Linked DNA regions of Homo sapiens: region 2 is linked to region 1. A link is an interaction called in ENCODE POLR2A ChIA-PET data of the cell type or tissue named here. Cell type or tissue: PC-9. All regions are shown on one strand. Links, peaks and the distances in the headings refer to the core of each region. The heading gives the core; the rest is flanking DNA. Region 1 has its middle 19 kb from the start of ELF3. Region 2 has its middle 17 kb from the start of PKP1.

Evidence for each region. ChIA-PET counts read pairs that join two places held together with the same protein. Peaks named below come from ENCODE experiments on the same cell type or tissue, not always from the same donor. Only the 100,000 strongest peaks of a DNase experiment are listed, where the experiment ranks them.
Region 2: POLR2A ChIA-PET joins it to region 1 with 11 read pairs; 1 of 35 experiments calls an interaction of 5 or more read pairs at or near these places.

The regions. Positions count from the first base shown.
Region 1 is chr1:202,027,671-202,032,065 of GRCh38, reverse strand. No RefSeq gene overlaps it. Among named protein-coding and RNA genes, the nearest start is that of ELF3, 19 kb to the right of the region's middle. In PC-9, for the core only: no CTCF peak of the experiment used is centred there; a DNase peak (open chromatin) is centred at 2,715; H3K27ac peaks cover 2,043 bases.
Region 2 is chr1:201,264,388-201,268,782 of GRCh38, reverse strand. No RefSeq gene overlaps it. Among named protein-coding and RNA genes, the nearest start is that of PKP1, 17 kb to the left of the region's middle. In PC-9, for the core only: no CTCF peak of the experiment used is centred there; DNase peaks (open chromatin) are centred at 722, 1,842 and 2,832; H3K27ac peaks cover 2,056 bases.

The sequences.
Region 1 (4,395 bases), core at 282-4,281:
ACTAGGGCCCACATGAAATTCATGATCAATAATTTAGAGAAGCGTTTCTCAATCTCAGCACTGTTGACATTTTAGGCCAGTTAAGTGTTTGTTGTGGGGAGCTGGCCTGTGAGCTACAGGATGCTTAACACGGCTGGGCTCTCTACCCACTAAATACCTGTAGCACCTACCCTCAGGTGTGATAATAAAAATGTCTCCAAACACTGATGTCCCTGACAGGGGCGGTGGCGGTGGGGGTGGTGGGGGGTGCCAGGTACAAAGCTGCTCCCTACAGAGAACCACCAATTTAGACTGAGAACAGTCAATGTGTCTGTTAATCAGCGCAGGTGCATACTCAGAACGGACAGAGGGTTGGATTTTATCAAGATTGTGGTTCTGCCAAGTGAGAAACACAAAGCAAAAGGGGCCAAGAGAGTTCAGGGTTTCTGAAAGAAAGTGATTGTAATGTCCGATCATAGAATGTAATCTGGGTAAAGAGGGGAGAGAAAACTTGAAGGGATGAGGGACAGAGAAAAGACAGAATGGTCAGTGGATTAGATATCCCTGTGAAACTGAAGGAGTGCTGGAGTTGTAATTCCACAGAGGTGAGCTATAAAAACGAGAGGCAGTGGCCAGAGTGAAATTGAGAATATTAAGGTGTTCAGTGTCTGGTAATGACAAGGATTAAGAGATGACCAAGGGAGTCTACAGTTGAATTAATGTGGAGGACAAGCCCCCTGAAGTCTTAACAAAGGGATTTTCAGTCACATCCTTGATTCATCTTTAGACAATGTTTCCTGACAGTGCCCTGGATCTTCTCTTTGCCTGGAAATGATTTCTTTTGTTTTAAGTCCATAGGGCATTTTTTTTTTTTTTTTCGAGACAGTCTCACTCCGTCACCCAGGCTGGAGTGCAATGGCACAATCTTGGCTCACAGCAACCTCTGCCTCCCAGGTTCAAGTGATTCTCCTGCCTCAGCCTCCCAAGTAGCTACGATTGCAGGCATGTGCCACCATGCCCAGCTAATTTTTTTTTTTGTATTTTTAGTGAGATGGGGTTTCGCCATGTTGGCCAGCCTGGTCTTGAACTCCTGACCTCAGGTGATCCACCCGCCTCAGTCTCCCAAAGTGCTGGGATTACAGGAGTGAGCCACCGTGCCCAGCAGGACTATATATATAGAGAAAGAGAGATAGATAGATAGATAGATAGATAGATAGATAGATAGATATAGAGAGAGAGAGAAGGTCTTGCTCTGTCACCCATGCTGGAATGCAGTGGTGCGATCATGTCTCACTGCAGCCTTGACTTCCTGGGCTCAATTGATCCTCCTGCCTCAGCCTCCCAAAAGGCTGGGATCACAGGTGCGAGACATTGTGCCCATCATAGCACATTTTTTTTTTTGAGACGGAGTCTTGCTCTGTCACCCAGGCTGGAGTGCAGTGGTGCAATCTCAGCTCACTGCAACCTCTGCCTCCCAGGTTCAAGCGATTCTCCTGCCTCGGCCTCCTGAGTAGCTGAGATTACAGGCGCACGCCACCATGCCCGGCTGATTTTTGTATTTTTAGTAGAGATGGGGTTTCATCATGTTGGTCAGGCTGGTCTCGAACTTCTGACCTCATGATCTGCCCGCCTCAGCCTCCCAAAGTGCTGGGATTACAGGTGTGAGCCACCGTGCCTGGCCTATGAGCGTCTTTTGACATTTGATACTATTGACTACTTCTACCTTGAGGTTTCTACTTCTTGGGTGTCTCTGACACCATCCTCCCTGGTTTTTGTTTTCTTCCTACCTAGTTGATCTCACCTTCTCAATCTACCAGCTCTTCTTTCTCCATTTAGCCCCTAAACATACAGAAGCTCTATCCCTGGACTGTTTTCCCCTGTATTTTTCTGTCCATTTTCCCTGATTAGTGTTCAAACCCTTGGCTTCAACTATCATTTAAATGCTTCAAGACCCTAAAAGCTACTTTTTGACCCAAGCCTCCCTCTGAACATATCTGCCTACAGAATATCTCAGGCCCCTCAAAGCGCAGTAATCAGATCCAGCCCCCAATCTGTTCTTCCTCCTAAGGACCGGAGCCTGGCCTACCCAGCCACATGTCAGACTCTCTGTGTTATCTTGACTCTGCCCTCCCCTTAACCTCTCACCAAGTCCTGCCCTTTAGACCTCTGTGATGTCTCCTGACCCTTTGCTCCACTCCAGTCCTCATCTCCACTGTCATTGCTGCCACTCAGGCCCTCATCCCCTTTTCTTGGGAACTGTAACAGCTTTCTGGGTGGTGTCCTTTCTTTAATACTATCCCATCATGCTACCCTCCACATTGCCATCAGTGAGACATTACCAAAAAGCTATTTTGACTCTGTTACCTTACATTTCATGATCTACAAATCTCTCAGCCTCATTTTTGGCCACTCCTGCCTGAAATGCTAGGCTCCTATCCTATTCAATTTCTTCCTGTCCTCTGTTTAAATCGTACCATTTCATGCATCTTGACCTTTGCACGTGATGTTCTTTCTGCCTAGGTGACCCCCATCTCTGTGCCCTGGTGAGTTCCTACTTATCTTCCCAGAACCCCCGCGCACCTGGTTCCAGAGTCTGTGTTCTTCTCTGTGGTTTCAGTGTCACTATAGATACTTTTGTCATACAATTATTCCCATTATGTGTTAAGCATCTGTTTACTCATATAACCTCAAGAGGGGAGAGTCCTCATCTTGGTTTCTTTTATATCATCAATGCCTGGCACAAAGCAGATTCTTCAATGAATCATCATTTTTAATGAAGGCATAGTATTCCATAGTAGAAATAGATGAGTCATACTTTGGTTAACTCATTCCAAATATAGACATGTTGTTTATTTTACTTTTTTTGAATTACTAATGTTTATTTTTCAAAACGAAGGAAGAATTTTCTTCTTTTTTTTTCCCCCGAGGAAACACCAATTTTAATTTAAAGAAAAAAAAATCAGAAAAATATCTGTGAGAATAATGGAGCAAAACAAGTCCTGAAAAAGAGTTCTGCATCTTGGTCATGTTTATTGGAAGAGCTTGAGAAAACTGAAAATACCATTTAGCTTAAGAAGTTGTGAGTTACGACAGGCGTAGTGGCTCACACCTGTAATCCCAGCACTTTGGGAGGCCAAGACGGGCAGAACACGAGGTCAGGAGATCGAGACCATCCTGGCAAACATGGTGAAACCCCGTCTCTACTAAAAATACAAAAAATTAGCCGGGCGTGGTGGCGGGCGCCTGTAGTCCCAGCTACTCAGGAGGCTGAGGGAGGAGAATGGCGTGAACCCGGGAGGCGGAGCTTGCAGTGAGCCGAGATTGCGACACTGCACTCCAGCCCGGGCGACAGAGCGAGACTCCGTCTCAAAAAAATAAATAAATAAAATAAAGTAATTAGCTCATCTAGGCCTAGCCTGATAAGATCCAGGGGCTCCTCTACAGTGTCGGTAGTGCGTTTCTGGTCTGCGTCGTCCGCCATGTTTCAAACCCTGCACCCTTTCCCGCCTCATTTTCTTCTTTTTTTCCCCCCCTTCCAACTACATCCTACACGATGTCTTCTTTTTTATTTTAACAGAAATACAGGCTTTTTGTAAAGGAAAATTCAGGCAATATGGAAAGGCATTAAGACAAAAGTAAAAATTATGCATCATATCATTATCCAAAGATAGTTGTTGTCATTAAGCTGATATCTTCCGCCCAGACTGTTTCCTTTCCTTTTCTTTTCTTTTCTTTTTGAGACGAAGTCTCGCTCTTTTCCCCCAGGCTGGAGTGCAATGGCGCGATCTAGGCTCACTGCAACCTCCACCTCCCGCGTTCAAGCAATTCTCCTACCTCAGCCTCCCGAGTAGCTGGGATTACAGGTGCCCGTCACCACACCAGGCTAATTTTTGTATTTTTAGTAGAGAGGGGATTTCACCATGTTAGCCAGGTTTGTCTCGAACTCCTGACCTTAGGTGATCCACCCGCCTCCGCCTCCCAAAGTGCGGGATTTATAGGTGTGAGCCACCATGCCCGGCCTCCCAGACTGTTTTCTTTTTTTTTTTTTTTTCTTTTCTTTCTTTCTTTCCTTTCTTTCTTTCTTTCTCTTTCCTTTCTTCCTTCCTTCTCTCTCTCTCCCTTTCTTTCTTTCTTTCTTTCTTTCTTTCTTTCTTTCTTTTTTTTCTTTCTTTCTTCCTCTCTCTCTCTCTCTCTTTCTTTCTTTCCTTTCTTTTTCTTTCTTTCTTTTTTTTTTTTTGGAGTCTCACTCTGTTGTCCAGGCTGGAGTGCAGTGGCCTGATCTTGGTTCACTCCGCCTCCCAAGTTCAAGCAATTCTCCTGCCTCAGCCTCCAGAGTAGGTGGGATTACAGGTGTGCATCACCACACCCAGCTAATTTTTGTGTTTTTAGTAGAGACGAGGTTTCACCTTGTTGGCA
Region 2 (4,395 bases), core at 327-4,326, 760 kb after region 1:
TGGCTCTGCCTCGGTGTTGGGCCAAAGCAGAGGGGATTAGCTCTCCACCGCCCTCCCTCCCTGCAGCAGCTGCTGCTGAGGCAGCTGGATCAGGATTCTGCGATGAGGACGAGCTTATCCCAGATAAGGCAGGCTGCCACGTCGAGGGTCCAAGGCCAGCAGACAGAGTGGAGTGGTGCAGGGTCCCTGCAGGCTGCTGGACACAGCCCCCTGCTGTGAGAAGACTGGCCATGTCCGCATACTCCTCCAGACCAGTTTCTTGTCACTAGTCAGCCCTCTTCGTTCCAGCCAATGATTCTCAAACTACAGAGCGTGAGAATCATCTGGCATTACTTCTTTTAAAAGGGACATTTCAGGAGCCCACCCAGGTCTGGGCTGGGGCTCAGGAATATGAACTTTTAAGGAGCATTCAGGTGTAGCTAAATAATTATACATGTTTTTAATCGTAGTAAAATATGCAAAACATGAAATTCACCATTTTACCTATTTTTAAGTGCACAATTGAATGGCATTAGTACATTCGCATTGTTGGGTTGCCATCACTGTCATCCTTCTCCAGAATTGTTTCCTTATCACAGACTGAAACTCTGCAGCCATTAAAAAAGAACTCCCATTTCCTTCTCCCACTAGTGCCTGACGCATCATCCTCTATGAATTTGACCACTCTAGGCAACTCATTTAAGTGGAATCAGACAGTGTTTGTCTTCCGGTGACTGGCATATTTCTCTTAGCATAATGTCATCAAGATTCATCCATATTGTAGCACATGTCAGAGTTTCCTTCCTTTTCTACTGTGTGGATAGACCACATATTGTTCACCCATTCACCTGTCAATGGACGGTGGGTGGTTTCCACCTTTTGGCTATGGTGAGTAATGCTGCGATGAACATGGGCGGACAAATCTCTGTTCAAGTCCCTGTCTTCAATTTTTGGGGTATATATCCAGACCCTTCTCTCGCGTCTCCCTCTGCCATTTCACCCCTTTTACTCCCATAGCCTAGAATGCTTTCTTCATTTCTATCTTTCAAGCCCCATTCTGTTTCCCTTGCCTTGTTGAAACCTGTCTAAATCTCACCTCCTTAACGCCAGCTTGGGAGGCAGCACAGTGGAGGGGCACAGGCTCCGGGCCTGGACCGGTGGGTCTGTGCACCTGTCTCAGACGCTCACCAGTCTGTGTCCTCGGACTACTTACCTAACTGCTCTAACTTCAGTTTTCCTAACTGCAAAAGGAGACGTGAAAACACGCTTGTAGGATCATTTGAGAGGATTCAGTGGGAAGGTCCATATAAAGTTTCTGGCACAGAGCAGGTATTTAATAAATGGTGGTGGTTGTTGGAATTTTTCCAGAAAGCTTTTCCTGACAGTATAGATATGAGATGTAGCACTTTGCAAAGCAAACTCCACACTCACAGAAGATGAGACAAATAAAATCCCCTCTCCTCAAGGAAATAACCCTAAGGTTTCTGCCACTGTAAATTAGTATAAGTTAGTAGCAGGTAAACTCTTGGAATTCAGCAAGTGATGTTTTCTGAGTAATTTCTATTTCTCTTGCCGTAATTTAAATACATTTTGTCTTGTTTTATCCTCAGTAAGCTCCCAGAACTGCTGCTCAGAATCCTGTCATTATTTTTCTAAATGCCTTTTAGGATTTAAGAACCTGATATATCCCCAATTTCTGACAATTAGAGTCAAAACCCAGACACCCAATTTTGTGTGCCTGTGGCAAGCCACGTACCAGGGAATAGCACCGAGGCTAGAGGAGAATGAAGCAGGTTCCTTGTTTCTGAGGAGGCCACAGGCATTCAGGCAAGACTTACATGCATGAGGCAATCTAGGGAACAATATGAGACACGTGTGACTCATCTGCTTTATATTAAAGCAAGTAGAGGGTGTGGACAGAGCTGTTCATGTTAGAGTAAGCAATATGAAAAGAAATAGCACAGCAACTATGAAAATATACTATGCAGGCAGGGGAACAAGAAGGAAGGAATATAGCCTGAAAACAGGTGAAAGAGTCCAAGCTGGAAGAAAACCTGAGCTGAAAACAGAAACAAATTCCTCACCAGTGTTTCATGTTTCAGAGTATGATAATACCATATAAATACAAAGACTAGATAATTATAAAACTGAATGAGATGAAGAGATTGCAGGGTTAGGAAAACAATTGGGAACTAGATGCAATTACACAGCTAATAAACTAGTTAGAAACAACATACAAGTCCAAAAATAGAATGGCTAAAGGAAAGGCTTGAAACCATCATAATCAATGCAGAGAAAAAAAGAGGCAGAGATTCAAGCAATTAGAAGATGGGAGGTTAGGAGGATAAAAGAAAGGAAGGGAGGAAGGGAGGAAGAGAGGAAGGAAGGAAGGAAGGAAGGAAGGAAGGAAGGAAGGAAGGAAGGAAGGAAAGAAGTGAGGGAGGGAGTGAGGGAGGGAGGGAGGGAAGGAAGATTAGCTAATATAAGAAAAATTAATATCCCTAAGTAGAAAACCATATAAATGAAACAGAAAAGATATTCAGGGATGTAACACAGAAAAAAAATTTTCTTCAATAAGGGACTGAATTTGCAAAAAAAAAAAAAAAAAAAAAAAAAAAAAAGGCACATGACATACCAGAAAAAAAATAGAAAATGGTCCACACCGACATATCCTGTTTAAGTTATTGAACTTCAAAGCATAAATAATTTTCAGGAGTGCAGGCAGAAAAGAAAAGTCATCAAAAGAGAGAAAACTCAGGTTCGACTCAGACATCCCATTCAATGCCCAAGTACATAAAGCAATGTCCACAAAATATTGAATGAGGAAGAGCATGACTCACAAATGTTATACCAGATAAGTTGTGTCAGATCTAAAGGCAGTAGAAGCATCTCAGACATGATAAGCCTGTCTTGAACACACAATCCGACACACAAGCCAGAAAACCATGAATTATTTGAGCTAACCCAGAGAACCCAGAGAATAAAAGGCTGGTGGTGAGCACTGCATTCATTTAAATATAGAACTGTTGCAGAGCAGAATAAAAATATGTAAAACTCCCAACAAAATGAAAATTACGTAAACAACAAAAATCAAGAGGTGGGGGAAGGGGAGATGAGATGAAGTACAGGGTGCTAGTTATTTCATCTTTCATAGCAGGGAGTCAGCCAGACTGAAATGAAAGCATACTTTTAAAAGTCAGTGACTACAGCTTCTTAAAACAATTTTGAAAAATGATTTTTCTTATCCATAGAGGGATCTTATAGGTACAAGTGTCTCATGTAATTATGAAACATTTATCCAAGATTGAATAATGCCTTCAGCTTAATCTTCCATTTTTTTCTATTATATGTAAGGACAAATACATTTAACGTTTTCATATTTTAAAAGTATGGGCCAGGCATGGTGGCTTACTCCTGTGATATCAACACTTTAGGAGGCCAAGGTAGGAAGATAACTTGAGCCCAGGAGTTCGAGATCAGCCTGGGCAACCTAGCGAGACACCCATCTCTACAAAAAAATTTTAGAAACGAGTGGGATGTGGTGGTATGCGCCTCTAGTCCCAGCTACTCAGGAGGCTGAGGCAGGAGGATCGCTTGAGCCCAGGAGGTTGAGTCTGTGATAAGCTATGGTTGCACCACTGCACCCCAGCGTGTGTGACAGAGTGAGACTCTGTCTCTATAAAAAATAAATAAGAGAATGTAACACATGACCCTATTCTTACAAAATGATTTATCTATTATTTATTTACTGACCAATGTATCTGTATTTATATTTTGAAATTTGTCAGGACTGATGTTTAGCAAATATTTATGTTGTTTTTTTCTGGGTGGTGGGATTTGGAGTGATTGCAAATTTTTGTGTTGCTTGAATTTTTATAATAAGCATGTATCAACTTGACAAAAATCACCAAAATCACTACCTAGAAACATTAAAGGAAAGGTTAAAGTGAGTGTAGTCCAAAATCAGTTCTAGAGCAGAAGGGGTGGGCACCACAGGCTGGCATGTGACGAAGGCTTTGGCCTCCCTCCGTGACACCTGTTGACCCTCTCCGACAGGGATGGCCAGATACAGAAGATAGCTGCTTGGAGGAGATGGAGTTGGAGCTGAGTGCTCGAGAGCATCTGTTTTGACAGGCATTTCATGAATTATCTTACTTAATTTTCCTAGATCTGTGGAGTAAGAAGTATGTACTCCATTTCAAGAATAAGGAAACTGAGGCCAGAGAGTGTCAGTAAGGGAAGTACATGCTAGACAGAAGCACAAAGCACAGGCACTTCTGGGAACTGAGAATGCAGCGGGAACTCTGACTGGCAGTGCTCAGACCTGGCCTCCAAGGGCAGTTGAGCAGAACTCTGGGGAGGAGATTATCCCAGTTTGAGTGAGGGAGGTTCCGTACAAAGGTTCTGAGTTGGGAC